Linked DNA regions of Homo sapiens: region 2 is linked to region 1. The links are chromatin loops, found by intact Hi-C in ENCODE. Cell type or tissue: PC-3. All regions are shown on one strand. Each heading gives the region's core, and the rest is flanking DNA. Links, peaks and the distances in the headings are about the cores only.

Region 1 (15,932 bases), core at 6,082-10,081:
CACGCTGATGCAAGAGGTAGGTTCCCATAGTCTTGGGAAGCTCTGCCCCTATGGCTTTGCAGGGTACAGCCTCCCTCCCAGCTCCCTTTACGGGCTGTCATTGAGTGTCTGTGGCTTTTCCAGGTGAACAGTTCAAGCTGTCAGTGGATCTACCATTCTGGGGTCTGCAGGATGGTAGCCCTCTTCTCACAGCTCCACTAGGCAGTGCCTCAGTAGGGACTCTGTGTAGGGGCTCTGACCCCAAATTTCCCTTCTGCACTGCCCTAGTGGAGGTTCTCCATGAGGGCCCCACCCTGGCAGCAAACTTCTGCATGGGCATCCAAGTGTTTTCATACATCTTCTGAAATCTAGGGGGAAGTTCTAAAGCCTCAATTCTTGATTTCTGTTCACTCGCAGGCTCAACACCATGTGGAAGCTGCTAAGGCTTGGGGCTTACACCCTCTGAAGCCATGGCCCAAGCTCTATGTTGGCTCCTTTCAGGCACATATGGAGCAGCTGGGCACCAAGTCCCTAGGCTGCATACAGCATGGGACCCTGGGCCCAACCCACAAAACTGCTTTTTCCTCCTAGGCCTCCAGGAAGCTGTTGTAAAGACCTCGACATGCCCTGGAGACATTGTCCCCATTGTCTTGGGGATTATTTGACTCCTCATTAATTATGTACATTTCTGCAGCCAGCTTGAATTTCTCCTCAGCAAATGGGATTTTCTTTTCTATAGTGTTGTCAGGCTGCAAATTTTCTGAACTTTTATGCTCTGCTTCCCTTATAAAACTGAATGCCTCTAACAGCACCCAAGTCACCCCTTGAATGCTTTGCTGCTTAGAAATTTCTTCGGCCAGATACCCTAAATAATCTCTCTCAAGTTGAAAGTTCCACAAATCTCTAGGGAAGGTGCAAAATGTCACCAGCCTCTTTGCTAAAACAAAGCAAGAATCATCTTTGCTCTAGTTTCCAACAAATTCCTCATCTTCATCTGAGACCACCTCAGCCTGGACTTTATTATCCATATCATTATCAGCACTTTGTCAAAGTCATTCAGTAAGTCTCTAGGGAGTTCCAAACTTTCCCACATTTTCCTGTCTTATTCTGAGCCCTCCAAACTGTTCCACTTCTGCCTGTTACCCAATTCCAAACTCACTTCCATATTTCTGGGTATCTTCTCAGCAGTGCCCCACTCTACTGGTACCAATATACTGTATTAGTCCATTTTCATGCTGCTGACAAAGACATACCTGAGACTGGGCAATTTACCAAAGAAAGTGGTTTATTGGACTTACAGTTCCACATGGATGGGGAGGCCTCACAATCATGGTGGAAGGTGAAAGGCAAGGAGGAGCACGTCATATCTTACATGGATGGCAGCAGGCAAAGAGAGAGCTTGTGCATAGAAACTCCCATTTTTAAAACCACCAGCTCTCGTGAGACTCATTCACTATCACAAGAACAGCGCAGGAAACACCCGCACCCATAATTCAATCACCTCCCACCAGGTTCCTCCCACACTACGTGGGAACTGTGGAAGTTATAATTCAAGATGAGATTTGGGTGGGGACACAGCCAAACCATATTATCACTTTTGTAAGACTGGACTAGTTCTCTCAAAAATGGATTTGTTTCTGAGAGAGTGGGTTGTTATAAAGCCAGGATGTTCCTCGGGTTTCCCTCTCTTTGTGCTTGTAAGCTCCCCATTTTGCTTTCTGCCATGAGGACAGCCTGAAGCCCTCACCAGATGCAAATGCCCAGTCTCAAATTTTCCAGCCACTAGAATCATAAGCCAACCCCCACCTCTCTGCTTTTTTTTTTTTTTTAAATAAATACTTCATTTCAGGTATTCTGTTAATAACACTACATGAACCATGCAGACATCTATGTAGAAAACTTAACATCATGGGGTACAATAAGAAAATCTGTTTTCCAATCTTATTTTAAGAACTGCTCATATATAAAGGAGAGTTTATTAAGTATTAACTTACATGATCACAAAGTCTCACAATAGGCTGTCTTCAAGTTCAGGAGCAAGGAGAGCCAGTCCGAGTCCCAAAACTGAAGAACCTGGAGTCTGATGTTCAAGAGCAGCAAGCAACCAGCATGGGAGAAAGATGTAGGCTGGGAGGCTGTTAGTCTTTCTTTTTCACATTTTTTTTTCCTGCTTATATTCTAGCTGCACTGGCAGCTGATTAGATTGTGCCCACCCAGATCAAGGGTGGGTCTGCCTTCCCTAGCCTGACTCAAATGTTAATCTCTTTTGGCAACACCCTCACAGACACACCCAAGATCAGTACTTTGTATCCTTCAATCCACTCAGTATTAACTATCACAGTGGTGTATCCCACGTTTTGGAATACACTGTTTTGGACCATGTCCTTACAGCTCAGCTGCAATTGGGTATTTGAAGGAGACTTATGTTCACCTCTACCTGGCACACTGTGGGAGTTGAATTAAGATCTCCCTCTTAGCAAATATTGAGCATTTTGAACAAATGACATAGAATAAAAAGAAGCCCCTTAAGTGGATGAAGAGCACAGCAACCACATATCTTGGGTTGTTTGAAACAGGCCTTCTTTAGTGCCCCTTTTCACTCACAAAAGCATCCCCAGTTTTTTGATAAAACTATGTGTTTGCTCTAATTAAGTGGCCTAAATATCACACAATGAATTGTATGCATCCAAATACATTACTTCTTCACTCAGCTCAAGAACTGGTGGCAAAGAAGAGAAAGTCTGAACCAGATTGCAGCCTTAAATATACTTTGTAGTTTTTCCAATTGGTTTATAATTATTAGCAATTTTTGGCACTCTTCCATTTTCCTTTCCTTTTAGTCATTTTTCCACTAAGAATTCCAAAGATTTGTATAATTTTGAATGTTGTGTAACACGCTGTTTTAGACTTTCAGTTATAACATTTACTATTACATTTATTCTGATAGGAGGGAAAATTTGTCATAAAAGCCCAAAGGCTGGTAGGTTTGCTTTAGCCTTAAGCCACAAAAATTTCACCTGTCAATTATTTTACATGTTAAGGATTAACTAAAGACCAAAAGAGGGGGAAACTAAATATACTAAAAATATCCTTTCCCTTTTAAAAAAAATATCTAAGCCTCCAAAATATATTGTACATGGATTTATTTATTTATTTATTTTAATGGACAAATAAAAATGTCATATGTAGTATACAAAAGTACAATACATTGTTATTAACTATAGTAATCACATTATACAACAGCTCTCTTGAACTTGTTTCCCCAAGCTGAAACTTTGTATCCTTTTACTAACATCTGCCCAACTCCTCCTACAGTTTTTTTATACTTGAATGGGAAGTGTCCATTCAGCTGGAGTCTTTTAAGTTAAACATGCTACAAACTACCATTATGTGCTAAAGCACTCTGCTAGATTTTGATTATTGAAGCCTTGGTCTCTTCTTTAGCGGAGCTTCTAGTCTGAGAAAGGATAGCTATTAAATACCAGTCACAAAGCAATGTGATAATGCTATGGGGGAAGCATCCTGCCAATGTTTGTAATGTTTTCCCCACACTTCCTTTCTAGGACCACATGACCTCACCCCTGGATTTTGGCTGTAAAAGCTTGATTGTTATGTCTCCACTCTCTCTACCCTTTTGAAACAAGAGTTAAAAATAAACAGAAAATGTAAAAAATTAATTTGTCTGGCTCCAAGCTATATTCATTAACTTTCTCTGCAGAAAGTCAAAGGCTAGTGGTATTTGATGAAGCTCCAATCTGAGTTCTCTCAGGGAAAAAATCTTAATGAAGCTGCTTTGAACAGTTGGGATAAAACCAGGCAGCAAAGGGACTGTCCTAGGATGATCATACTAAGCAAACTCATCCTAAGCCTGGAGATGGTCTCATAGTGTAGAAGAAGCCAGCTGAAAATCTCCCAATGAGGTCATTAATTCCTCCTCATTCACTGATTCCTTCCAAAGTTGAGAAACTCCATGAAAACATTCAGTTACCTGGTCCTTCCATTGGATCATCACATAAACTTATGTTTCATTTGCTAATTCAGACATCATATGTTTATACTGTCCTCTCCATTTCCCCTTGCAGAGTACTGTTCTTACAAAGTGTTAGCTTTTGTGTTCACTGTAACTTTTCATAGAGTCACAATTCACACACAGCATTCCTGCCTTCAAGGAAACTGTCTTAAACTCCATTTGTATCAACTGAAAACAAATGGTGATCACAGAAAGATGGCCTGGATATATGGATGATGTTCTAAATGACTGGGAACATCCTAGAAAAAGAAATAGTCTGTAAAACAAAAATCTGTCTGCCTGAAATATATTAATGGCCTTGGAAATGGAATCAGAGATAAGAGACAGCAGAGAAGCCCCTTTTCTTTAATCTAAATACTGGAATTCAGGTTCTGAGATTTCACAGAGACGGGGTTGATAGCAGGGCCAGAAGAAAGAGAGCAGATGTTGATGAAGGAACATTCCAAGCAATTTTCTCTCACCTTGGGGCAATGTTTTGAACATGCACAGTTAAGGTGGAAAGCAGCTTATATAGGATGAAGGTCACAAAAATGAATATAGTTTAGACATCATGATTTCATCTCTTTCTCTCTCCTGGACTTTATCATAATGGCATCATCCAGTGTGCTTAGAGTGAGCAAAAGATGTTTGTTTTTAATAATTCTTTGGCAGATAGGTCAGGAATGTAGGCCTAATATCCTGCTTTGCTTATATGAACCTTAAAAACAGAATTATAGTATCTGAAAGACAGAAAGAGTTTAAAGATCATCATTTCATTTTTTCGTGTGTGTGTATGTGTGTGTGTAGTGAGGAATCTATTGATTACCTGTATCACAATCAATAGGGTGCCAGTAAATAATTAAGATTCCTGAATCTTGTCACAGAGCAAGTGAATCAAAATTTTTGTGGGGCCTACAGGTTAAAAACCTGCATATTATTAATAATAAATAAACTGCCTAACGATTTCTTTTGTACATTAAAGCTTGACACTCACTGGCCTAATCTACCCTTTAATTTGCCAGTGAGAAAACTGGGCCATTTCTTCACCAAGACTAATTGGTAGCAAAATATGCATAATGCAAGAGTTCTCCTGACCACAGTAGAATACATTTTTTAAAATGATTTCATGAAGAGACTTGGACTCTCCTATAGCAATGATTACTTTCTGTTTCATGCAAACACCAAGTCCTGAAAGGTTCCTTAATGGGATAAAGCTTCTAGTTTTGTAGGTACTTGGTTTTATTAGTTAAATGCTAAATGGAGTACATTTTTATAGGAGGCTTTAACTGTAAGACCAGTTACTTAAATCCTCCTGAGAAATATCCTGATGACTCAGGATGAGACATCCCCTGGTCTCTTCTTGCATCCAAAGTCCTTTTTGGCTCTGCTTACAGATTATCCTGTTTAATAGCAAAGATGTTTCCCTGAGGGGGTTCATGGAGCATGTATCTGGGCCATTTACCTAGGATGACAGCTCTTTGAAATCTCTTCTGTATCCTCTTGCAGAGCTAGTTTAGTGCAGATACAACTGTACATCCCTACACAGATCAAACACATTTCCCAAACTTACTGTCCAGTGTATTTATTTATTATATTATATACTGAGGATCTTTGTAAAATTTATTTTGGACAAAGGATTCCGTTGTCAAAAATAAGGCATTTGGAAGACATATTTTTAAAAATGTGTTGCTTTGAAGAGTAACACTGATTTCTACATTTAGGGATAGTCTGTGTGGGTTGCTATATCATTGCTATGGACGGAATAGCGTCCTTGGAAAATTTATATGTTGAAGCCCTAACCCTCAATATGACTGTATTTAAAGAGAACTTTTAGGAGGTAATTAAGGTTAAATGAGGTCATAAGAATGGGGTCCTAATCTGATAGGATTAGTGGTCTTAAAAGGAGACGACAGACAGAGCCCTCTCTTCACATACATGCACCAAGGAAAGATCATGTGAGCACACAACAAAGTGGGGGCTGTCTGCAAGCCAGGAAGAGGGCTCCCACCGGAAATTGAGCATGCTGGCACCCTGAGCTTGAACTTTCCAGCTTCCAGAATTGTGAGAAATAAACTTCTGTTGTTTAAGCCGCCCAGTCTATAGTATTTGTTATGGCAGCCTGAGGAGATTAAGATAGTCATGCAGAGTAGGCCTAGTTTCAGAAATGGACATGAAAACACACGGTAATATGGTCCCAGATAGGCCCCTTCCTGGAACACATATTTCCTATCTCAGGTGCTCTCAGGTTGTGGTTAGTGTGTATGGCCTCTGTGTGTGTCACCTTGCATTTGGCTTAATAGCCTCTAGCTTCTTTCAGATAGCTCCATGGCAGTGTTAGAGTGATGCCCTACTGGTGTTTCCTTAGGATTGTTAACCATAACATGATGCACTAACGCTCTTAAACCAGCCTGGACAACATAATGAGAGCTCATCTCCACAAAAAAGTTTTAAAAAATTACCTGGGTGCAGTGATGCATGCCTGTAGTCCCAGCTACTTGGGAGGCTGAGGAGGGAGAATTCCTAACTATAGGTTGTACAACAGAACTCTAGAACGTCTTCATCTTGCATAACTGAAATTTGTTACTCTATTATATGCTTGAGGTGTATCTAAACTCTTGAGTTTGCATACTCTTTTATTACATCATGACTATTGTCTTCAAACCTTTACAAGTGACTGGGCTGATAAACTTAATTTAAAGTGACTCTTACTTCAGGTAAGTTATTTCATTGATTCATATTTCTTCCAAACTTAGCACCACCACAAATCAGAGCTTCTTGATGATAGGTAAATCTGCCAGGCTTTGCCTTAGCAACAAAGAAAAGCAAACTTACTAAAGATATTTCAGGGTCAAAGACCTGATATACAGTGATAAGTTGGCATTAGATAAAAAGAATCCATTTTAAGAACTGAGGGAGCTAATAAGTATGTGGGTGTTTGTGGAGAAAAGAAGAGGAAATCAGGCTTGTGAGGCTGGGCAGTGGCCCACTGCTGGACTTCAGATAGACTTTTCAGATTACTGACATGCCATAGAACCACAGGCTTGGAGACAGCATTCTCATAAGGGAAGAGGTTGAGCATAAGGTCACCCAAAGGCAGAAGAAAATATTTATTTTACTATTTAGAGTTGTTTTCCTTTCTTTAAACAAACTCTCCATCAATTCCACAGCAAGAGCTTTCTTCTGGCACATCTGGTTTATGTGAATACATTAGTGAGTTTCCCAGGAAGCCGCAGCATCACACAAAGGCCCATGATCATTTCACCAGGTAATGATTAATGTCATGTTACAGTTTCACAATATCATAATTGAATAATCAATTAACTAAGGTTTTGTGAGTACTATGTGTGAAGAACAATAATTTATTTATGTGACTATTCCTCCTCGATGACAGCAGTCAGTTCCTTCTGGAAAGTATAGATTAAGCCATTGCATTTCTTGGTAAATAAATATACTAGTCAAAGACCAAGATATTATTTATGTGTATGTACTAATGACTTTAACAGAGATATAAACCCTTATTTTAGGAATTGTTTAGTACTAGTAGTAGAGTTCTAAATGGATGCTATATAAAGAATTTGCTCTTTATTATATTAGTTATGAGAATTACAACCAGTGAATCATAGTAACTGGAAAATACCTTAGGGTTATAAAAGGAAATCCATTAATTGTACAAATTAAATATTTGAAGACCAAAGAGGGCAGGAGACTTATCCAGGCCTCCTGAGTCTTTAGAGTTTTTAATTAGAGCACCAGTCCATGCAGATTGTATTTGTCTTCTTGAAGCTGTGACTCATGAGATATACATGTATTGCTTAAGAATACATGTTTACTCTTTCTGCACTACCTGAGTGACAGGATCATCCATGTCCCAGACCCCAGCACCACGCAGTATACCCATGTAACAAACCTGCATGTGTACCCTCTGAATCCAAAATAAAAGATGAAAAAAAAAAAAACCCAGAATATATGTTTAAACACCCAGCTCTGACCGAGGACTCAAAAGAAAAGTGGCAGCACAGGATGTGGAGGTGAAGGGCAACCTCCTTTTTCCGAGCAGACATAGCTAATGTCATTCATGCAAAGCCCTTATGTTTGATTGCACAAACATACAACACCATGTAGAAAAATAAGAAAAGATCATCTGTGGATAGAACATCTGGGTGGGTACAGCTAGTCTCTGTGGTTTGTCTCTTTCTAAGATGTCAGAGTGGCATACTCTAAAGACAGTTCACCCCACAATTTTGAACACATTCCCTAAGACCCAGAGAATCAAACTGTTAATGCTGCTGTGAGTTCTTTACAATGGTTTTACATTAATATTGCCAGGAGAAACTTTAAAATCACCAATGCCCCAGCCCCTTTCCAGACCGATGAAATCAGAATTTCTGGGCTGGGTCCCAGGCATTGGTAATTTTTAACACTCCCCAGGTGACTCTAATGTGCAGCCAGGCCTGAGAACTATTGAGTCACTCATAAAATTAGGCAAAAAAAAAAAAAAAAAACACCCAGCTTATTTATAAAATGGTCCTCTTATCAAAGAAATAAAGCAATGTTCAGTTAACTACATTTAGCAAATAATTCCCAATTTAGCTGGCACTGTCTTAAATCTGTGAGATTCATTCTCCTCCTCTTCCTATTCCTCTTCCTTCTCCTTATTCTCTTCTCCTTCTCCTTCTTCTTCTCCTTTTTTGAGACAGGGTCTCACTCTGTCGCCCAGGCTGTAGTGCAGTGGGTCCATCATAGCTCACTGCAGCCTTGAATTCCTAGGCTTGAGCAATCCTTCAGCCTCAGCTTCCTGAGTAGTCAGGACTACAAGTGGGACTACAGGACTACAGGCGTGTAAATTAAAAAAATCACGCGCCTGGCTATTTTTTTTAAATTTTTATTTTTTTGTAGAGATGGGGTCTTCCTATGTGGCCCAGGCCTCCTGGGCAAACTCCTGGCCCCAAGCAATCCTCCCAACTTGGCTTCCCAGAGTTGCTGGGATTACAGGTGTGTGCCACTATGCCTGGCAGGGATTCATGCTTCTTTTGAGATTTAAATAAGTCAATGTTTAAACCCTAATCTTCAGTTTCCAACATTTATGACTTTCCCTCTTTATGTTCTTTGTCTCAAGATGAACATTTGTACTTTAAGTGATTTTCTAGTCAGCAATTATCATTTATTAAATTCCTAATGTTTGCCTGTCTCTATGTTTGGTACTCTGTACACTTAATTTATTCCTCACAACAGAGCTATGCATTAGACATTATTATCCTCATTGTATATAAGGGAAAATTGAATCTCAGATAAGTTGAGTTGGATGGCTAGAAATAGCCATTCTGATCCCCTAAACCAGGTTTATTTTTTTCCTATTCTAGTATCCTGTATCTAGTATACTGTATCCTGACAATAGCATGGTGTCACAGCTAAGTCCTGGACTGAGAATCGGCAAATGTGTGCTCTGGACCTGCAACTAATGTCTCTTACAAGTCCCATAACTAGAACTTCTTCATCTTAAGAAAACAAAAAGGGGCTGGGCATGGTGGCTTATGCTTGTAATCCCAGCACTTTAGGAGGCCAAGGCAGGAAGGGTGCTTGAGCCTAGGAAGAAGTTCAAGACCAGCCTGGACAACACAGTGAAACCCCATTTCAAAAAAAAAGTTATTAAAAAAAAAAAGAAGGGCTAGGTGCAGTGGCTCATGCCTGTAATCCCAGCACTCTGGGAGGCCGAGGCAGGCGGATCACCTGAGGTCAGGAGTTCAAGACCAGCCTGGCCAGTGTGGTGAAACCCTGTCTCTACTAAAAATACAAAAATTAGCCAGGTGTGCTGGCTCGTGCCTATAGTCCCAGTTACTTGAGAGGCTGAAGGCACGAGAATTGCTTGAACCCGGGAAGCAGAGGTTGCAGTGAGCCAAGATTGAGCCACTGCACTCCAGCCTGGGTGACAGAGTGAGACTCCGTCTCAAAAAAAAGAAAAAAAAAAGAAGAAAAAAAAAGAAAAGATTCAAGAAGGCAAGAAAGAAGCCAGTCACAGAAGACTACATTTTGTATTATATAAAATTCCATTTATATGAAATTTCTAGAAAAGGCAAAACTATAGAGACAGAGAATTGGTTCGGTGGTTGGCTGGGGTGGGAGAGGGGATTGACTGCCACAGGTGTGAGGGAACTTTCTGGTGTGATGGGTATGTTTTAAACTGGACTGTGGTGCTGGTTGCATAATCATATATAGTCATCAAAAATTCTATAATTGTACACTTACAATGGGAGAATTTTATGATATGCAAATTATTCCTCAATAAGGCTGTTAAAAATGGTACTGGGACTTGCACTAGAAGATGACTGCTATAATGATTCTAGAGATACTAACTCTTTATGGCATTTTCACAGCAGATAACTTGAATTGTTGAATCTTTAACAACATTTTGACCTGTTTTTTTATGTACCCATTTAAGTATCCAATTGATAACTCTTGACCAATTCTCTGTCTCTATTGTTTTGCCTTTTCTAGAAATTTCATATAAATGGAATTTTATATAATACAAAATGTAGTCTTCTGTGACTGGCTTCTTTCTTGACTTCTTGTATCTTTTCTTTTTTCTTCTTCTTTTTTTTTTTTTTGCATACATCTATGCAACCACCATCACAATCAAGATATAAACATTTCCATCATCCCAAAATTTCCCTGTGTCCTTCCCAGTCAACACTCCCACTCACCACCCCTGGCCCCAGGCACCACTGACCTGCTTTCTGTCACTATAGATTAGATTTGTCTTTACTAGCATTCCATAAAAATGGAATCAGACAGTATGTATACTTTTGTGTCTGGCTTCTTTCACTAAGCTTGCTGTTTATGAGACCCATCCATGTTGTTGCATTTATCCAGTAATTTTTTTTCTTTTTTTTTGAGACGGAGTGTTGCTCTGTCGCCCAGGCTGGAGTGCAGCGGCGCAATCTCGGCTCACTGCAAGCTCCGCCTCCCAGGTTCGTGCCATTCTCCTGCCTCAGCCTCCCGAGTAGCTGGGACTACAGGCATGCGCCACCATGCCCAGCTAATTTTTTTGTATTTTTAGTAAAGACGGGGTTTCACCATGTTAGCCAGGATGGTCTCGAGCTCCTGACCTCGTGATCTGCCCGCCTCAGCCTCCCAAAGTGCTGGGATTACAGGCTTGAGCCACAGCGCCCGGCCCCAGTAATTTTTTTTATTGTTGAGTAGTATTAGCTTGTATGGATATATCATAATTTGTTCTTGGCTATAATGAACAAAGCTGCTATAAACATTTATGTACAAGTCTTTTGTGGACTTATGTTTCATCTCTCTTGGGTAAATTCCTATATCTAGGAGTAGACTTGTTGGGTAACAAGGCACACGTATGTTTAACGTGTTAAGAAATTGTCAAACTGTTCTCCAAAGTGACTGAGGTTGACACTTTCAAATTCTACATTCTTGCTAGCAGTGTATAAGACTTCTGGTTGCTCCACATCCTCCCCAGCACCTAGTATTGTTCTATTATTTTATTTTTCACATGAATAACTTTTTATTTTACCAAAAACTTGATATTGTTCTATTGTTATTTATGTCAATATTTTATTTCTCAGTGAAATTTATTACATAATTTTGAAGTTTTTCTCAAAATAAGAAGTGGCCCACTTTTTAGAAGCCCTGTGTGCAAATTAATTCTTACTGTTCAGCATCACAGTTATTTAAAAAGTCAAATAAACACTGCAGTTTAGCAAAGTTTTCCCCCCAAAATTTCAATGGTAAGTATTAGCTGTAATTTTAAATAAGAAATGAAAGTTTAATTGGGCAAAATCTGGACATCCACATGGAGTAAAGTAGAAACCTATTAGTCAAGTGATGTGGGACTAATTTTTTGAGGTTTAGCTCCATTATTACTGTACTTATGCTGCAGATAGTATATCTTATACTCTGCGTAGAAAACAATACATCAGTAGGTTGGGGCCTAGCATCATCATTTACTTTTTTGCATCTGAGGCTTCTTTCTTTATTTCTAACAGGTTGACCTGAACATCATTGGCTAAACATAGGAAATCAAGAAATTGTTAAAACTTCGCCAAAGTTTTCTACCTCTAATAGTTAAGAGATGATGAAGGGAAGACTCTGTTCTTCAGAAGAATTCAATAATGTCTTCTTTCACAGGCTTTAAAAGATTATCTCTTCAAAGATTCTTCTAACTTTTTGTTTGTTTATAGACCATGTGTTCTCAATAGGAACAATATTGTCCACCAAAGGGTGAAAATTGGTTCTTGGGGGGTTTAACATTTTCTTACTATTTTAATGTATAAAGCACAGATATACCTATATACAGTTCACAAACAACATAATGGTGTCTCTGTGGCATTAAATCTCATGGAGGAGAGGACGATCAGAAAAAATGTCTAAAAAGGCTTCTTTAGGGATGTGATACTGAACAAAAGTTTAGAAACTGAATTAGAGGACAGGAAAGGCACATAAAGAGTTTAAAGGGACTAATCAAACAGGACGTTTTCAACTGATTACATGAATTTGGTCTGAGACTGATTCCTCAGAATGCCCCCCACTCTCAAGATACCATTTCACCTGAAGTCATTAGCTTTGGAATAGAAAGGAACAAATCTACGCTTTGTTAAGAAATATTTGTAAATTGGAAATTTTCATTCTTTATCTCACTTTGTTTTAAAGCAACATCAGAGAAAAAAATTGTTATATCCATTTTTTATAGCTGAGGGAAGTAACGCTCAATGAGGTTAACACTTTCAAATTCTACAAAGAATACACAGTTTCTGAGTGTAATTAGTGAATGTAAGAACCTGAGTTTGTTTGATTTCAAAGCCCATGATTTCCTCCCACTCATGTGCTAGCCAGGGATTGCTGGTGGGTGAGATGGTGTTCCATTCTACTATCCTGAGTTCACTGAAAATTGACTCAAATGCCTGAGTCAGGAATTGATGTGTTCTCACAGCTCGAATTCTGGGAAGACTAGTGGTGGGGGTGGGGCTGTCACTAAGATGTCCAGGAGTTCTGCACGGGGTGGTGGGGGCACATTCTCCCGGGAAGTTTCAACTGGACTGGAGTTTACAGGAATCCAAGAGCTTTGGCTAGAACAGAACCAATCTCAGGATTGCAGAGAACCCTGTTAGTAGCAACCTTACATTCCATTCCATATTTGTCAGTGAGGGAGAGGCACTCTGATCCCCATCAGAAATTTGAAGAACCACATAAGTTTTGGCTAGCTGCCTGTTCCCTCTGCTTCACAGCTTAACGATGAAACTTTTGTTTGCTGTGTTCTTCCATCCTCTGCTCCCAAGTAGCAGATGCCAACCAAGGAATGACTGCTGATTTCAAAATTAGAGAGATGGCCATATAGACTATGAACATATAGATCATTTCTGCTTTTTCTTTTGTTTCTAGAGATTAGTATAAAACTTTTTGTACAACATCCCCTATACTCATTAAATCTGTGACATCCTTGTTGCTACCTGATATCATATATCTGCTTTATTTTATATTTCTGCTTTTCCTTTTCCAGTGACAGGTTGCCATTTTAAAGATGATTAATTATCTATCATTTGGGAGCAGGACCATAACCTTTAACTTTTCCTGACAGGACAAAAAACATGTGTTCACACCACCCACCCTTATTGATTCTCATGGTAAGGAAGAAGAGAGGATCATAAACTAGAAGTGAAAAAATGGAAGTTTTAGTGCTTTTTCTTTAAAAGAGAGAGAATGCATGATGCTTGCCTCACTCTGCTGTAACGAATGTAAGTTAAAACTAAAATACAGTTTAGAAAACTTTCACATATTACTCACAAGAACAAGCTATGAGTGTTGTTATTTTACTATTTGCTAAATGTATAGTACTAATGTCTCTTCTAAGGGACAAATATCAAGCATTTCACAAGAGGTTACACGTCATCTTGCTCTATGCTAGCATGGAAATAAATGAGAGTTGGGAAAACAGGAAATAAATATTCTAAGTTATCAGGGAATGCTGCCAAGGCATCATAGGAGTGTCATTAGTTATTTTGGTTTCTCAACCAAGACCTGAGATACAAGGCTAGTGGGTGGTGTCTAGGACAACACAGAGAAAATGAGGAAGCTCTTGGAAAGTGCTCTCCCCTTGCTCTGTCTCCCCTTTATTCTTCACTCTGTAGGCCAGATCCTCTGGAGGCAGAATGCAGCCACCACTGTGTTTACACTTTGGTACAAGAGAGGTTTCTTGTATGTAAGCACAGTGCTCCATGGAGCCATAGAGATAGCTGGTGGCACTCTGCAGTTTTCTGTGCAGTAGCTTGATAGACTGGAGAAAGCCTGAACTAGGAGCCAAAGTTTTGATGTTAGATGCATAATCATCACAAGTAACACAAATCAATTTTTAGCAAGTTACTTAAATCTTTCTATCCTGGTTAATTTATTGTTTTACATTCTAAAAATTGAGATAGAATTCATATACTATAATATCCACCCTTTATAAAGTCTAGAATTTGATGATATTTGTGATTACATTCACAAAGTTGTGCAACCATCACTGCTATCTTATTCCAGAACATTGTCATCATTCCAAAACAAAACAAAACAAAACAAAACACCCATATCCATGAGCAGTCACTCCTTACTCTTCCCTCCTCCCAGTCCCCAGCAACCACTAATGTATGTTCTGTCTCTATAGACTTGACTATTCCACACATTTCATATAAATGTAATTATATGTTATGTGATCTCTTGTGTCTGTCTCCTTTCACTTAGCATAATATTTTCAAGGTTCATTCATGGTGTTACATGTATCAAAATTTTATTTCTTTTTATGGGCAATAATACTCAATTGTAGCTTATTGTTTAGTCACTCATTCATCTGGTCATCCATCCTTCACCTACTCTTCACTGAATACTTATTATGAACCAGCCTTGTCCTAGGCTCTTGGGACACATTTATTCATATTTGTGACATGAATGAATAAAGGCACAAATTTATTAACTATTATATAAAGATAAATATGAGATCTTCATATCACCTCAGTTAAAAATATTGGGTGAACAGATTGTTTATGAGCTTTTAAAATTTTGAGGTCTTTGTATCCAAAGGAGACCTGAGTTCTTGTTTAGTTTCTGTGTCTACTTACCCCTTGAAACTTAGATTAGAGGAGGGAGGGAGGCCTGCTTCATGAACCCCAGGACTGTGGGTTATTTCAATGTGGCCCTGTGCTCAGAGGGGCCTATGCTTGTTTTAACACTCTGTTGTGACTGTCTTGAAATTCTTAATAACTTTTGAACAAGGGGCCTTGTATTTCATTTTCCACTGGGCCCTGTAATTTATGTGGCCAGTTCTGAAGGGAGCAAATATTTATTAAGTGTCTACTCTGTATTGGCCATTGAATTTGACCCCACAGCTCATGTTGTTTAACAAGTCACATTTCTCTATTTTAAAAATGAGAATGTTACATTTAATATTATTTAAGGTCTCTTCTATGTCTAAATTTCACTAATTCTAAGTCTTGCAAAATGATCTATGAAGGCAATGTATTATACTTGTACCAGCTGATTCATCTTTTCAAGATTTATCTTAATTGGCATAACTTCTTAGAAATCTTCCTTGATTCTTTCCCCAGCCAAATTTAGTAAGCTTTCTTTTGTGTTCTCACACTCCCTCAGTGTTATTAACAGAGCTTTTTATAAAACTGGATTTTATGAAGTAAAAATAGTTTCTGTCTCTCTCATTGCATTGTATGTCCCCTTTAAATCAGGTACTGCATCTTAGTTAACGTGTAACTTGCAAAATGCTTCTTAAAACAAGCAGGATTAAAGAGTCCAATAGTAAAAATGAAAGTTCAGAAATGCCAGTTCATGACATTATTAGAGATGGGAAAATCTGAGGCAAACACATAGTCCACAACAAAGTCACTGGAATATAGAAACTAAAGATATACAGTGAGAAAAGAAATTAGGACATTTGCCCAAGTAA
Region 2 (15,932 bases), core at 4,615-8,614, 160 kb before region 1:
AATAAAAAATATATTTGTATACGAATTTAAACTTTTTGAATGGCAAAAGACACCTCAAGTTAAGAGCTTAGAAAAATGGATTTTGTAGCATAGATACATTAATACTTCTACTCAGCCTGCTCCTATAAATAAGAAATATAATTCAAATAAAATTGGCCAACAGCTATAAATAGGCAGCCCATATAAGGAAACATGATGCTCAAACTCACTAAATGAAAAACTGGAATTAAAAAAATAATGCCTTTTTCCCCCCATTCAGTTGGCAAAAAAGAAAAATAATTGGCAAGGATGCTAGACACTAGCACTTATGTATGATTGCTAGGAAGGTGAATTACTAAAATTTGTTGTGAAGTAATATGGCCACATCTATTACAATTTTAAAATATGCATCCATTCCAGTGCCTTTTAACGCAGTGGCACCAATTTGTGATTATCCTATAGAAAAACAACACTAGTTCTTAAGACTGCATATTATCTACTACACCGTTTTTAGAGGCAAAGAGAAGGAAAAAAATGGGAATGGCTAACAATAGAAAAATAGTTGAATAAATTGTAGTACAAGGGTTTCCGGACTCCAGCTCTAAATACCTTTCAAACTAATTCCTGGGGGCCTCAAGCATCAACCATGGAGTTTTACGTAGTAGTTTCCTATTTAAAAGTTATGGTGGCTTGTGTAATACTTTGAGTATATATAAGATAGTAAAGTAACTTTTATTATCCTGGTTATAAATTTGGGGGGCAGTAATTGGTACCAGAATTAAAGGCAAAGTTTGGATATAGTGAATCCAGCATGTCTTTGGAGTCGTGAGAACCTGGACTGTTGGAACAGTCTGGAACAGTTAGATAAATAAAGACTGAATAGATCTCTTTCTTGAGAGGTGGGATGCCTCTCTCTACTAAGGACATATAGTTAAGGACAGCAACTTGATTTCAGGACATACTCCAAAAGATGCTGAGCTATGTTGCCCGTTCTCCATTAGACCTGTTGTAGACTCTAAGGGACTAAATCACTAAGGTGATGCCTGATGCATGTCATTTCATCATCCCTTATATTTCTTTTTTGGGTTTTTGTGTGTGTGTGTGTGTATGTTTTAGACTGAGTCTCGCTCTTGTCACCCAGCCTGGAGTGCAATGGGGCGATCTCAGCTCACTGCAACCTCCACCTCCTGGGTTCAAGCGATTCTCCTGCTTCAGCCTCCTGAATAGCTGGGATTACAGGCACCGACCACCATGCCTGGTTAATTTTTGTATTTTTAGTAGAGATGGGGTTTCACCATGTTGGCCAGGCTGGTCTCGAACTCCTGACTGCAGGTGATCCACCCCCCTTGGCTTCCCAAAGTGCTGGAATTACAGGTGTGAGCCACCGCACCTGGCCCATCCCTTATATCTTAACAAACACTTCTCTCTGCATGTTTTGGATAATTGCAAATATTCTCAATCACTTCTCTCCCTTTTCTTCCCCTTTATTTTTGCAAGTCTTCTTGCATTTTACTTGCAGTAAGATGAAAAATCTGACTGGTCATAGTGGGAAAATCACTGCACAGAAAAGCAGAGAAACCCATGGATTGTTTTCTGTATTCACTCTTGTTGTCTAACAAATTAGAAAAAATTATGGCCAGTAGCAAGTACAGATGCTTTTACGGACAGTGATGAGCTTGAAGTAGACAAATTTGTTTCCACTCTGGGTACCTATTGTCAATGTTGACTTCATCAATATATAAAGGGGGCAAAGGGACATACTGCTGAGGGAAGCTTCTCTCTCTGAAATCTGCTGCCTTAGTTCAGGGGGACAAATGAGATGCCCCACCAAATAAAGCTTTATATCACATTTACATGATTTTTTTTTCGTGTAAGATAAGGATAAGTAAACACACTCCTTGCAATCCCCAGCAATAAATGTATCTGTGTAAACAGACAACAATATGATGTCAGAGTTTTTCAGGGTTCATTTCATTTTGTAAGCAATAGGATGTAACCAGAGATACTTCTATTGGAATACTTCAGTTTATACACTACAAATCATAATGTTAGCACACAACAAACTTTACATAGTTTCTACAACTGTCATTTGCGATTAATTCATCCTCCATCATACTACAGATAGGTAACTTCAAAATAAGAGATGAGTTTATTTTCAAATGTGAAATCATGTCAACATTTTAATCCAAACTCAATATATTTAACACACATATTTAAGAGGCTTACTACATCATGCAATTGGATTAGAACACCTTTACAATCCTATGAAGAGAGTACAGTGCAGAAAAGTCATATCTTTACATTAACCAACAAAATCTTAGCAATTATATTTTAGTCTTACATCACTACAGGGTTTAAAAGTGATCGCTGCAAAATCAGATTTTAAAAATATCTTCCACAATCATGATTTTTGTCCTTCACTGTTCAAGTAAAATCTTGTGTCATCCAGTTGCAAAATCTTATTATTGATAACACGTATACGTGTATACAAACCACACTGCAAATTAACAAAAGAATTGTACCCAGTCAGGCTGACAAAGTTTAATAAAGGGACACTTCTAATCTAATCATTTCATCTTGTAAGTAATATTGTTATTCTCTACATCTATTCATTTGCCATGTTTTAGGAAAGAGCACATTCATACTTTCAAACATGCAAAACATGATAAACTAGAATAAATGGCACTTGAAAAACCATTATAAAAGAGACTTGCCTGAAGTCGTTTCATTTGACAAAAATTAACTAAAAAAAAGGCTAATTGTAAAAAATAAAATAAAATAATACATTATAGAGAATATTAAGTTGAACTTCATTTGCCGTTTTATAGAACTACACCACTTCTGCAAATAAGTATGTTAATTGGTCTGTTCTTTGGTGAAAACAGAGCTATGATTTCATAGTTATGTTGAGGGAGCAGTTAGCAGGTGTGCTCCACAACAAAAAGAAATCAGACAATCTAAAGGACATTGGCTACTGGTTGCCTTTATTCTCAGCACCAGGAATGGAGAAATCTTCAGCAAAACAAGCTCCTAACACCAGATATTCTCTTTATTTAAAATTGTTCAACATGACAGAATGCCTGTTGCGTAACCTGGCTTTTTTTTCTAAAACACACAGCTTTTTGCTCTTTCTTCTTTTACAAAAAGTGGTTTACTACATATATATATACATATATAGTAGCTTACACCAGTGGTGACACTGCAAAGTCAATTTCCTGGGCATTTGATGGCATCAAAATACCATTTTGAAATATACAGAACAATACGAAATGCAGTTCATCACTTGCAGTTACTACTGTTCCACAGAAGTCAGGTCAGCTCTTTGGTTTTGGTGCAGTACTTAAAAAATTAAGGCAAAACTCCTCCTAAAATGTATTTCCCTCCAAGCCCTTATTTGCTTATGTTTACAAAATAACTGTCAACAAAATGCTACCTTTTTTAAAAAAAGCCAGTTGATTACCAATAATGTCAATGCCAGTGATTTGGGTGATAAAGTTATTCTGTATTTCCAAGTACATACAGATATTCTGTAACCTGTTTAGTTTATTTCACCAAATCCGACAACTGATTAAAAACAGTTTATTAGAAATGTTCCTATAAGTGATCCAATTTATCAAAATAGTGTTTTCTTTCTCATGGAAGCTTCAATTATTTTGCTATTTATTATGAAGGTTTGTATTAAAACCCCTTCTTTATTTTTTACAAATAACTTGTCTTGATATGAAAGGAGTTCTGAGTGTTTACAGCTCAAGGGATGGATCTGTTGGGTTTTCTCATCTGGGGTTGAATATGGCTTCATTCTTGTAAGAGATTATTGCCGTCTGCCCTGAAGTGGACTGTTGCCTCAGTTCACTACAACAAGAAGTGAGTGTAACCTTCTGCCCCCGTAACTATAACATCCATCCAGATCCGCATGGCTTCTGGCGATGGGGCTACCATATAATAGATTCTGTCATGAGTCTTGACGCTAAAGGTGAGTAACGGATTAGGACTCTAAAATTCAAAAAAGGAAAAAGAATGTAAAATAAACATCTTAAAATACAACATTAAATAACACAGACATGTGATGACTTCTTCAAAATTTTCAATTTATTAAATTTACAAAGGCGTTACTTTTGCTCTACTATAACTCACACACCTGTCCCAGAGCCTTTTTCAGGATTGACCATTTTTCTGAACAGGAAATCTCAGACAGAACTCATAAATTATTTCAGCAGCTAGTTTGTAAAGCTCTAGCAGGGTACCTAGCTGAGAGTAGGAGTTTAATAAATAGTAGCTGTTATTCTTAGCCCTACTAGGACTTGCTCACGATCCCCCTCTTAACTATATGGTAGCTTCTTTTTAGAACCCTGGCAGAGTCGTTTCGCAGGGTTTCCCAAACCATTATGTCCAGAATATTTCCTCAATTTGCTATGATATTTTTTTTCCTCAAAGAGAACGGCCATCCCACTTACTTCATGTTTACTTTTCCAGCACCATTCTGATCATATCTATCTGTTACATCAGAACATCAATTTCAAACTTCTTAGACTCCAAAAATATTTTTCCCTTCTTAATTATGCATTCAAATTGTAGGAATTTAGAAAACTGATGTTTACCTTATTAGCATTCTTGAGGTGATCATAATAGACTTCTTCAATGGCTTGAAAGTATATTACTCCTTTCAATTTAGTTTCATGCTTGTCTGCAAAGACAGATAAGTGTTAAATACTTTATCGCCACTGAGGAACAGAAAAAATAATAATTTTATTACAATTATAATCATTAAAATATTTACAAAGTATTTAATTTATCTAAGATTAATTCAGAGAACTTGGGCTAGTGCATGAGGCCCCTTCTATCTATACTGGAAAAATAAAAAAAGAAAAGCCATAAAATTACTAGCTGCAAACCGAAGAACGAGATGACTTTGCCTAAGGCTCTCCAGCAGATTAGCAGTCAAAAGATAACCCAACATACTGACTTTCAGGTTAGCATGGAAAGTGTAAACTCTAACAGCACCAATACAAATGATTTCTCCACATTTTCCAAGACCGTCTTTGTAATGAAAATATTAATATGTAGATCTGTTGTAATAAAATTTTTACAAAGTGTTTTTTGACTTGTTATTTAAAATAATTTTCTACCCATATTTATTTCCTATCAAATTTCTTATTCAGGGTGCGTGATTTTTCCCCCGTTTTCAACAGAGCTACAAGCAAATAATTTATTGTCCTTTCAATGCAACAATTTCCAAACTGTTTTCAAAGATTTCATCACATTTACCATAAAAACAAAGCAAAACAAAAACAACCAAAACATGACTCAAACATATAGCACCACTCTGTGATCTACTAAGTTCTTGAAATATTTTGTAACTTAAACTCTGCAAGGATCACAGTGCGTGTCAGCATATTAAAGAATTTTAAAAGCATGAATGAGGAGGCAGGGAAAGAGACTCTATCATACCCTAGTAGTGGAAGTGCAAATAAGACAGCCTCTTTTGGAAGACAGTAGGTAAAACAAACACAATTAAAAACACAAAAATCCTCTTACTAAGCAATTCCACTTACTGTATAAGATCTCGTGTGTGTGCAAATAAATGTACATGGATTTGTGTTTGTTGTGGCACAAGGTTGCAAAAGATCTGCTTGAGCTTTAATAGGAGACTGATTCAATTATAGACCAGTCATACAATGAAATCTACAAAGTTACTGAAATGATGGAGGTAGATCTGTATCTGCTCCTAAGGAAAAAACCCTTGAAATACTATTATATGAAATAGGGTACGAATAGAATGAATAATTTAGTCCCAAATGTATAAGAGGAAAAAAGAAAATATATACATACTGAAACATATATAGAAGTGAATAGAGAAAATATGAAATATTTAAGGCTTAAAAACGAGAGATCAGAACTTTTGTAATGATAAAGAGACTTACTTTCATCATACAAATTTTTGTTATATTTTGAATTTTTTACTAGGTGAATGTCCCTTTTTAACTACAAAAAGCTAGTCTAAAAAATAATGGCCCTGAAAAGTTCAGCAGAGAGTAAAACTATTTAATTGCATTTAATCCAGAATATCCTAACCTATTTGCCCATTGACGATATTTTTTTCTTTGTTTTTCCTCTTCCTTGTGAAACACTGTTTTAACTGATACCATGTTCAGTTAAGTTTCAGTCAGTTTCTGCGAAAGACAAGGTCAATGTATCTCTCAAACATTTGCTGGAAATGATATTGCAGTAATTCATGAGAATACAATAATACTTTGTTTTCTGAAAGCAAATGTAAAATAAAATCTGGAGATAAAAGCAAATCTTGCCAGTGTTTCAAGCAAGCAGAAGGAAACTTTGGTTTGCAGGGCACTTCATATATGAGAAAGAACTCTGAAAAATATAAGCCTCACAGCCACATTATGAGCGAAGAGAAGCAATGATGCTATTGTAAATTGATGAGATAACGCTGCACATTCTGTCTCTCTCAGTATTATGCCATCAATTTGCAGACATATTTTCTAGGCCTCGGTTTTCTTTAGAGACTCTCCTAAAGATCCCAGTTAATATGCAGGAGGCCAAGGACAAAGGCCAGGGCCATGAATAACACAGAGTCCTGGGACTTTGCCACTCAGTGTTCACATTTGCAGCTCCTTCACAAGTACACGGCCATTTCCCTCACTGACAGACAGAAGGGACATGACTCCTGTAGGGTTAAGTACAGCGTAAATTGCGATCTGGATGACTGCCTGCGGACTGGTCTATTCCTGTGCTTGTTGTGTATGAGAAGCAGGGGTGGGGGTAGGAGTGGACAAAGCTGATAGGTGATGGCCGTAAACAGAACCGAACGAGCAGCGTTTGTCCAACTAGGTCTCACCAGCCAGTTATATCATAAATACATATTAAAAAGCAAATGAAATGTAATTTTTGTCTGTTTTTTTAAATTAGGGTTCTGGGTAATTTTTCATATACCAAGAAGGTTTTGGTATTTTTTTAAAATTGAAATCAGTCACCAGAAGTTTTGGTTTGCAAAGACACATTTACATGGGTCTGAAGCTTGGAGCTTAGGTTTGAAGCAGTTGGCCAGGTCATGAAACCACTCACCTGGCCGATAGATGAGAGAATGAAATAAGGCTCACAGAGAACAGGAGCACAGAAGAAGAGTGAAGCAGTTTTGTGTGAAGTTCTTTAAAGTTGTATTTTTGGAAAATTCTGGGTGAGGTTTTCTGAAGACAATACCACATCATACAGTTTTGTTTATGCAGTGTGCAGACATCAAATTGTATTAACTGAAGAAAGCTGCTCTGGATGTTTATAAAACTCAATGACAAAAAGCCTTAGAGAGGCAAAGCAGGGGACCTAGGACCGGCAGGCCATCGGCTTCAGGCCACTAATTTCTCCAGTAACTGGAACCTCACCCAAAGAGCTCCTCGGTGAAAGGCAGGCATTCCCCTACCAGCTCCTCACCCATTTTCTGGGGCTCCTGAGCCACTCTTTCCTTTCTTCCACAGGCTGCTTGGTTTCTCACACTTCTCCTTATAAACATAACCTGACCTCACTGGATTGATTAAATGACTAGACTGTTATTTATATTTTATTGCATCGATACATTTTACTATTCCTGGTGATGCTCATAAATACTGACAGTCACCCCAAAACAGGGTTTTTTTCATAATATCTGGTATGACACCACTCTTTTTTAGCAGCTGCAAAGAAAGTAGAGCTATACTTGTACTAAAAATAGACATGTTTCGTATGTGATCCAAGAGGAAATAAGAGGTTCTTAATAAGTATGCCAGTTACACTAATATTCCTGCACTTATATAAGATTTGGTAGGGTATGTTTCTTGTCAGCCAACATTTAAGAATCCAAAAATATTTCAGTCACTTAATAAATAGTACTGATCACTAGTTTACCAATGAGCTTTACTCTCTGTGCTTAAAAGATCATTCTAGTTTATGAACTATAGTTGAATGATTTTCAGCTACGGCTGCCTAATTGTGTGTGACTTAAATGGGACGTATGACAATCAATCAATCACAAACCTCTCCCCACCCCCTTTTTTTTCTGGTGTGGTGGTTTGAAAGGCAATATTTTTTCTGATCCCACCCTATAATGATAGTATTTCTAGTATGATATTGTGATGTTTCATAAAATACAGTGAACATAAACAATTTGTTACCTAAATAAAGAATGGATTAAAACAGAAAAACAAATAAAAGGAAATATTTTGATCTAAAGAATAAATTTTACTTAATATTTATTGGGACCTGAGTTTACTTCAGAAGTAACATAGACCACTTCCCACTTTTTAAAGTAACATATAAAGTTTATTATTTCTAGAAAGGAAATTCATATCATATGGACTATATAATCTAAATATAAAATAATGTACACCTACAAATCTAATATTGCCATTAATTCTGTTATGTATCAACCTACCTATTTACACTGAATTTCAATTGCCTTTGCTCTTTAACAGGGGGTTCTTGATTTGAGTATATGGCTTAAATTGTTTTTATCACCCACCTGCATAATAAGAGAATGTTCGCTTGTTCCGATCAAAAACAAACCAACGTTTTTTCCACGTTTTAATTTTCCCACCCATTTTGATGAGGAATCCTCGGCAGGTCTTCTCTGTGATTGATACATGGTAACAGGTGTCAATATTGTGGCCAGCAGTCTCTACATGGCTCCGCAAATCAAAGTCTTCCTTCCGGACAGGCAGGTAGCGTGTCAAAGGACGAGCCTGGAAAAGTGCAAAACCCATTGCATCTATAGCTAATTATTTGTTTTGTTTTAGGTCACAGATGTTTAGAAGCAGAAATTAACTGTAAAACCTAAGCTTTAAAATGCCTATATGATTAAAAGAGCTTAAGATAAACAAAGCACTTATGATTTGGAGTCTAAAAAGTGGATAGTATTTTCAGAAAGATGCTGTAATATGTAGGGGAGAGGCAGATAAACTCAGGACAATTTATTCTATTCCTTAAGATGGGCAGTTGAGAAAATGAAAAATGGTCATTTATCTTAGTTTAAAAGATGTACTTTGCTCTTGTAATGAAGCATGAAGTTTTCTGGGCTGCTCCTTGCAGATGAGGACTGCTCCACTGTTAAGTTTCCAGAAGTTGTCCCTGCCACAGCTTAACAATCATTCTCAAGTAATCTCAAGCATGACATGATTGATTGAACACTATTTAGTAAGTACGGCCCCCACAGGATCCCACAAAGCTGTACTTGTCAGTTTACATATATTCCGATAGAAATTGAAGGCAGAGATTTATATTTTGAAAAGTAAAGCTAACATAAAGACAGAAGTGGAATCAAAACTGGACCTAATGTAATGAACTGTCCAGGACCAGATGCCAAAGGGATGTATTTAGATGTCTTTTATGTTACTGATGGCTGGTATGAAAGCCCGTCCAATCTAGGAAGCATATATCACCATGGGTGATAGTTCTAAAATGGTGTCTTATTTTATGCTGTTAAATAACCCCACCTCTTTGCCTCGGGGAAATGACCTAATTATATACTTGGAGGCAACACTTATAATCAGGATTAAAATAGAATTGTGCTTTTTGGTTTGGCTTCAGATAGTAAACACGCATGGATGACTTTCACTGCAAGTCAAAATTTGGCAGAGCGTTGGGCATGATGAAATAAAATAAACAAATTTTACTTTCTACTTTTCCTTCAATACTTAACGTTTGATTATGTGGTACTTTGGTTGTAACAGATGCTGCAGGCTTACTGATACCTCAAAGCATACAAAGTCTTAAAGATAGTCTCTAACTGCTATACTATCAAATGGCCAGCAACCACAAAGAATAAAAGTAATGGTATCTTTTGCCTTTGAGTCTAGTGAATCTTGATAAAATAGAGTTCAGCTTTAAATTACATAGTACTTAACAAAACTTTATGTTAGTTGCTCAGAAAACATATTATGTAAGCAGCTATAGTGACAAGAACAGAGATTCAAATTCTATGATGACCAAGATAAGACATTAAATAAAATGTGTGGTTTCTCCAAACTTTGCTTGAATACAACAAGCTTGTGCACAGGTGTTGAGGACTACTGTAGCAAAGGGAACACATGTGACAATACAGTGCTCAGAAAAAAGACAAAACACTACCACCATGACAAAGACACTGGACTTGGTGAAAAATTACACTGCTCTAGACTGTTTGCTTGTAAAAGATGGCTTAGTAGGACCTCTTCCATTCCCCAAGCAAAGGTTTCAGTTCAAATGTTGTATTTGTTTTCAGCAGCAAATCCAGGTGCATTTTTAAAAGCTGCTCAAAAAAGATTCTCTTTTTAAAATGTACTCCAAGGAATGGGTGGAAGAAAAAGTGCTGCTCCTGGCAAAACGTTCCATGCATGACTAAAGAAAAGTGTCATTTGGTTGGTGGTTCCCTAAGAGTTTTGAAATGAACTCACATTTTTTTTTTTTTTTTTTTTTTTTGCACAGGAATGCACACTCTTCTCTTAACCCTTACATGTCAAGTGCTAATGCTCAGTGCCCAGGAAAGCATCCTCAGACACAGAACAGCTGTCTTCTAGGAACTGCCACCAGGGGGCAACCTGCCCATATGCATTCAGATTGACCGACCAACCTGTGCCCTTTGTCTCTCCCTTATTTTTACTTCCTTTTCTATTAACTTCTGCCTCTGGCTAGTTTCTTCCTGTAATCGTTTTTCCAGGATTTCCCGGCGTCGTTTTTCTTCTTCCAGGGCTCGTTTTTTGGCTTCCATTTCCCGTTCCTAAACATTATGCATAACAATGATTATTTTAAAACATACTGGTTATACTTGAATGGTTCCAATCAATATAAAAAAGACAATTCTTACTAGACAAATCTTGGTTTGTAGACTAGTCTCTTATAATACATAACCTACAAGAAAACAACTCATAACCATGCCTGGTATAGCTTCCAAAATCATCATCTGCAGAAATGCAACCACTAAATTTAATTAACAATTAAATTGTGGTCTTCAGTGAAAATCCAGCTTGTTAATATATTCAGTCATTTCATCATTTCATATCAACCAGCAACTCTCCCATTTTAAATAAAAAGCCTCACAAACTGTACTTTAGCACTTATCACGTGATTTAGCCTGTCTTTTGACTACTGTCTTCTAACTGAAGGCCATGGTCCCTCTAATTCCTGTTGTTGCTCTGTAGTTTCCTGGCTGAAGGTCACAGAGGAAGCACGTGGGGAAGTTAGAAAAGGAAAGGAGGTGCCCTTCAGGGCAGGATGCAAAGGCATTTTGGGGGATTCCTAAGGAAGTCAGATTCTGACTTGAAATACAGTCATAAAAACGTGGGATTTTAAATATTAAAATAGTGCAGTTAGCACAAGCTGGGAAGGAAGAAATAATGCATAAAGACATGACATTCCTCCCTGCTCCTTGGCAGGAACACAAAACAGCCATCAAAAGACAAAAAACAAAAACAAAAAACAAAAAAAAAACACACACAAAAAAACACAAAGTGTTCATTTCGGTCTATGTCAATACTATATATATATTTCAAGTTATGGAAAATCCACTGCAGTAGAGAGCCTTAGAAATCATCTAACACCTTTATTTTTCAGATAAGAAAATGAGACTGAGAAAGGTTGAGTGATTTATTCCAGGAACACACGGCTCCTTAAGGAGGAGTATTGTCTGATGCCAAGCGCAGGGCTCCTGCACCACGGTATCACAGACCTCCGGCATGAAAATATGAAGCTTACCCTGGATTCGAGCAGCCGCGTCTTTTCTGCATGAGCCTGCTTCAAAAGTCTCTCCATTTCTTCTATTCTAGCAATATTTGAAGTGCTGGCACTGAATGAAACACCAAAGCCTTTTGAGAATATTGGTTTAGACTGAGAAGTCTCTCTAATACATACACACACACACACACACACACCCCAGACACACACACACACACACACATGGGGTCAAGGGAGGTGCATAACAAAATCCAAGCATATATAATTTAAAGAATGTTACTTACGAGTCATTGGACCGAAGAGGCAAATCAATTCAACTCTGAGAATTGTAGGTGACACTGACTTACCTCAGTTTAGAAGACAAAATATAGGCAAGCAAAATAATGCTAATGCTTTACTCATAGGTAAATAAACCAAAACCAAATCTTACAAAGTGTGACTTCTAAATGCTTCCTCCAAAGTCTAAAAATAATGACCCATGAGAGTCCTTCCCATTAGTTTAATGACTTAAAGATATCAGACCAACAAGACTATCACCAACGTTCTATATAAATGACACCTAATGTTTGGAGTCACTTTATTCAGTTGTGGAATATGTATTATGAGCTACTTTTTGTTGTCCCTTTATATGTGTGGACACTTTATTTATTAAATCATGATGCCAATTAAAACATGACTTCTCCTATAGGTGCAATGGATGGATAGTGGCCAGTTTTGTGAAGAGTACCCCCTCATGATACCAATGAGAAAACTGTATAAAGAGATTTAAGAGCTTCAAAAGAAATGATGGAAAAGACATCACTCAAGTGAAAGATGAAACCAAAGGGAGTGAAAGGTGCAAGAACAGTCAGGGTAACTAACAGACAAAGTGAAAACTTGAAAATGTTTAACACAAAACAGGAAATTTTATTTTCCACCGCTTACATTCTATTTGACTGTTCTGGAAAAGAGAGACTATAACCTAGGTCAAAACTTATTTACTTTGCTGTTTCAGCTATGGAAACCATATGCTATTTGTAATGCATGTGTACTTTTGTACTCATTTAAGTACCTGCCTTCTTTACTAGACTCTCTTGAGGACATACAGACAGACTTTCGTGCCTGTATCCCTGTAGCATAGAACCTGGCATAGAGTAGGGATACATGTTTGTTAGACACATTCATATAAAAATAAATTCATTAAAAATTCATATAAAAATGAAGAATCAGAGACCTCTTGGTTATAGATACTTATTAATATAGTATTCTCAAATTATATTTTTGTAAATCAAACCTAGGATGGTTTAAATCTAGGGCTAAGAGTTCTGTTGAAGAGAACACAGGGCATACAGTTTATTCTATAATCAGTACTGACAGCCCCATTACAAAACACATCCATTAAGGAGTGAACTGTCTTAGGAATACCGGATCCTTATAAGCTTAACAATTAGGCTGCACTTTGCAGAGTAACCTTGAACCACTTTTTAGCCAGGTGTTTTCTCCCACATGAAAGAGAAGAACATGGCAGTATCTTCTCATTATTTCCATTAGCCAGTGAGGAGATACAAAAGAGTAAGTTCTGTTCTCTTCAGCTAGCAAGAATCCAAGGGAAAGAAATCTTTTAATTTTTGTACAGGAATTCTTATTCTCCTTCATTGTGAATACCTGACTTCATGGGTGGAAAGGGATAAACTTCATTGCCCCAACTGAGAAAGCCAAAGACAGGCATGCAGGACGTATAAGGGCATAAAATTATATTTATATTCTATAGTGTAGTTTGTGACATCAAATATGTATGTTTTATATCTCTCATTAATTTGAAAATAATTTGAATTTCACTAAGTTTCAGGTCTTGAAAACTCACCAGTTAGTCAAAACAAACTCACCAATAGCCTAATCCCCATTTATCCCTTTTTTTCATATAGTCAATGTTTATTTAGATTTCACTGTTTACCATTTTCTTTGCTTACATGTCTTCCCTCCTGCCCCCACCATGAGATTTATTGAGCATACATATACTTGACAAATTAAATTTGCATATATTTATGGTATATAACATGATGTTTTGATGTATGCATACATTGTGCAATGATTACTACAATCAAGCTAATTAACGTGGCTCACGCCTGTAATCCCAGCACTTTGGGAGGCCAAGTTGGGTGGATTACCTGAGGTCAGGAGTTCAAGACCAGCCTGGCCAACATGGTGAAACCCCTTCTCTACTAAAAAAAAAAAAAAATTAGCCAGGTGTAGTGGTGGGTACCTGTAATCTCAGTTACTCATGAGGCTGAGACGAGAGAATTGCTTGAACCTGCAAGACAGAGGTTGCAGTGAGCTGAAATTGCACCATTGCACACCAGCCTGGGCAACACAGTGAGACTCTGTCTCAAAAATAATAATAATAATACCAACACATTTATCACCTCATGTAGTTACCTTTTGTGTGTGTGTGTGTGTGTGGTGAGACACATTTGTCCCTTAATTCTATGATAGCACTATTGCAGGATGGTAATTCCTGACAAGTAGTTACGTGTGGCCATGATCATTTTCCACAGTTGCTTTACACAAAACTGACTCTGTGGTGCTGGCAACTGCAGATAACTAATCCCCATGGTCAGAAACTACTAATAGTATTTAATGTCATTGTCTTATGAGATCTTCTGAATGTCAAAAAATTGGAGCCAAAGTAGAAGATGCCTGTAAAAGGTGGAGTGCAAAGGGGAGAGAAAAACAGGCATTTCTCTTCTGTACTACCATCAACTTTAAAACAAAATTTATGATACTCTAAGATAAGCTCTTACCCATTATTATGATGGAAAATAAGTGATAAACATCAGGGAAGCAGGTAATGAGGAACCAATGTTTGGAATGTGTATTTTGATAAAGCATCCTTAATTGGAAATTTTTTGAACATTGGTAGAAAGAAGAGTAAAAAACTAAAAAATCTTTTCTGCTTAAGATTTGTTTTTAACTTATGTACTAAAATATTCCCAAATTATAAGCCTATTAATGAGGTAATTCCATGCTGAAATTCTAGTCACACAAACTTGGTCTCGTGGTTTATTATGTCACAAAAAAATATTTGTAGGATGATAGGATTACTCAGAGTTGTGGGTACATTTGCCCTTCACTTTTTGTTGAGACATCACTTTATGACTACCAGAAAGTTACATGAGTCAGACAATGTTTTTGCTCTTTCAATATCATTATTTACAGTGTAGACAAACATAATGCTCAGAAAATAGGTCTTGGGTCACAGAAAACAGACAATTGAGAGTTAATTCTGCATACAATCTCCATTCTGCTAAAATTATTAAACTGGCTTATAGAAGAGTATTCTGAATACTACCTACACAGATACTTATTATTACTATTATCATTATTAACTTACTAAGCCCTGACTTTGTGCCTATCCTTTGAGAAAATGTTAAGAACCAGTACAGTCAAAGGCACAGAGATGGGAGAGTTCTTCATCCTCTCAATCATTAAGCTCTGTGAGGTTTATCGGGAGAATGAACGGGAGTTGGGCTGGACCTAGAGTGCCAGGTTCCGGGATCTGACAGTAGGTAGTGGGACATCAAAACTTTAGAAAAGGAGGAGCACCATGGCCAGATTTATATGTTAAGACCACCTTTGCTTGTCTCAAAGTATAAATACAAACGTGAACACTTAAATCCTTACAAAAATTTTAACATACAGAATAGCAAAAAGCTTCCTTTTAACAAATACAAGGGTAAGAAATCCTCCAAAGTTCTGACTGCTGTTGGAAATCATTCCTTTTCTTTTTCTTTCTTTCTTTTTTTTTTTTTTTTTTTTGAGATGGAGTTTCACTCTTGTTGCCCAGGCCGGAGTGCAATGGCACAGTTTTGGCTCACTGTAACCTCCGCCTCCCGGGTTTAAGGGATTCTCCTGCCTCAGCCTCCTGAGTAGCTGAGATTACAGGCATGCGCCACCATGCCCAGCTAATTTTTTGTATTTAGTAGAGACAGGGTTTCACCATGTTGGTCTGGCTGGTCTTGAACTCCTGACCTCAGGTGATCCACTCACCTTGGCCTCCCAAAGTAGCTGGGATTACAGGCATGCGCCACTGTGCCTGGGCCCTCTTTTTTAAATCAAAAGCAGTGTAAGTGAAGCTTAGAGCTAACCAACAGAAGGAAATCAATTTTAAAGCACAGTGTAAATTTGAGCTCAAGTGGAGAAAAACAGGATAAAGGTGGAAACAGATTATATGATGCCTGACTAGCTAAGTTACACAAGATAAGAGAAACTACTTTCAAAGGCCA

What was found. A loop is a pair of places that touch in the nucleus more often than their neighbours do. Peaks named below come from ENCODE experiments on the same cell type or tissue, not always from the same donor. Only the 100,000 strongest peaks of a DNase experiment are listed, where the experiment ranks them.
Region 2: it touches region 1 in a loop (24-fold over the local background); 3 of 110 quality-filtered maps call a loop at or near these places.

The regions. Positions count from the first base shown.
Region 1 is chr3:111,800,505-111,816,436 of GRCh38, reverse strand. LOC105374040 (a long non-coding RNA gene) reads left to right here. Exons shown (of 4, transcript XR_924333.4): 3 at 7,156-7,253; 4 at 11,989-15,932. It also overlaps a transcript of PHLDB2 not described here. Among named protein-coding and RNA genes, the nearest start is that of PHLDB2, 51 kb to the left of the region's middle. In PC-3, for the core only: no CTCF peak of the experiment used is centred there; a DNase peak (open chromatin) is centred at 7,786; H3K27ac peaks cover 1,524 bases.
Region 2 is chr3:111,962,463-111,978,394 of GRCh38, reverse strand. It overlaps PHLDB2 (pleckstrin homology like domain family B member 2), which reads right to left. Exons shown (of 18, transcript NM_001134438.2): 14 at 11,692-11,782; 15 at 10,571-10,717; 16 at 8,486-8,705; 17 at 4,578-4,663; 18 at 1,878-3,972. The coding sequence ends at 3,832. Among named protein-coding and RNA genes, the nearest start is that of ABHD10, 8.6 kb to the left of the region's middle. In PC-3, for the core only: no CTCF peak of the experiment used is centred there; no DNase peak of the experiment used is centred there.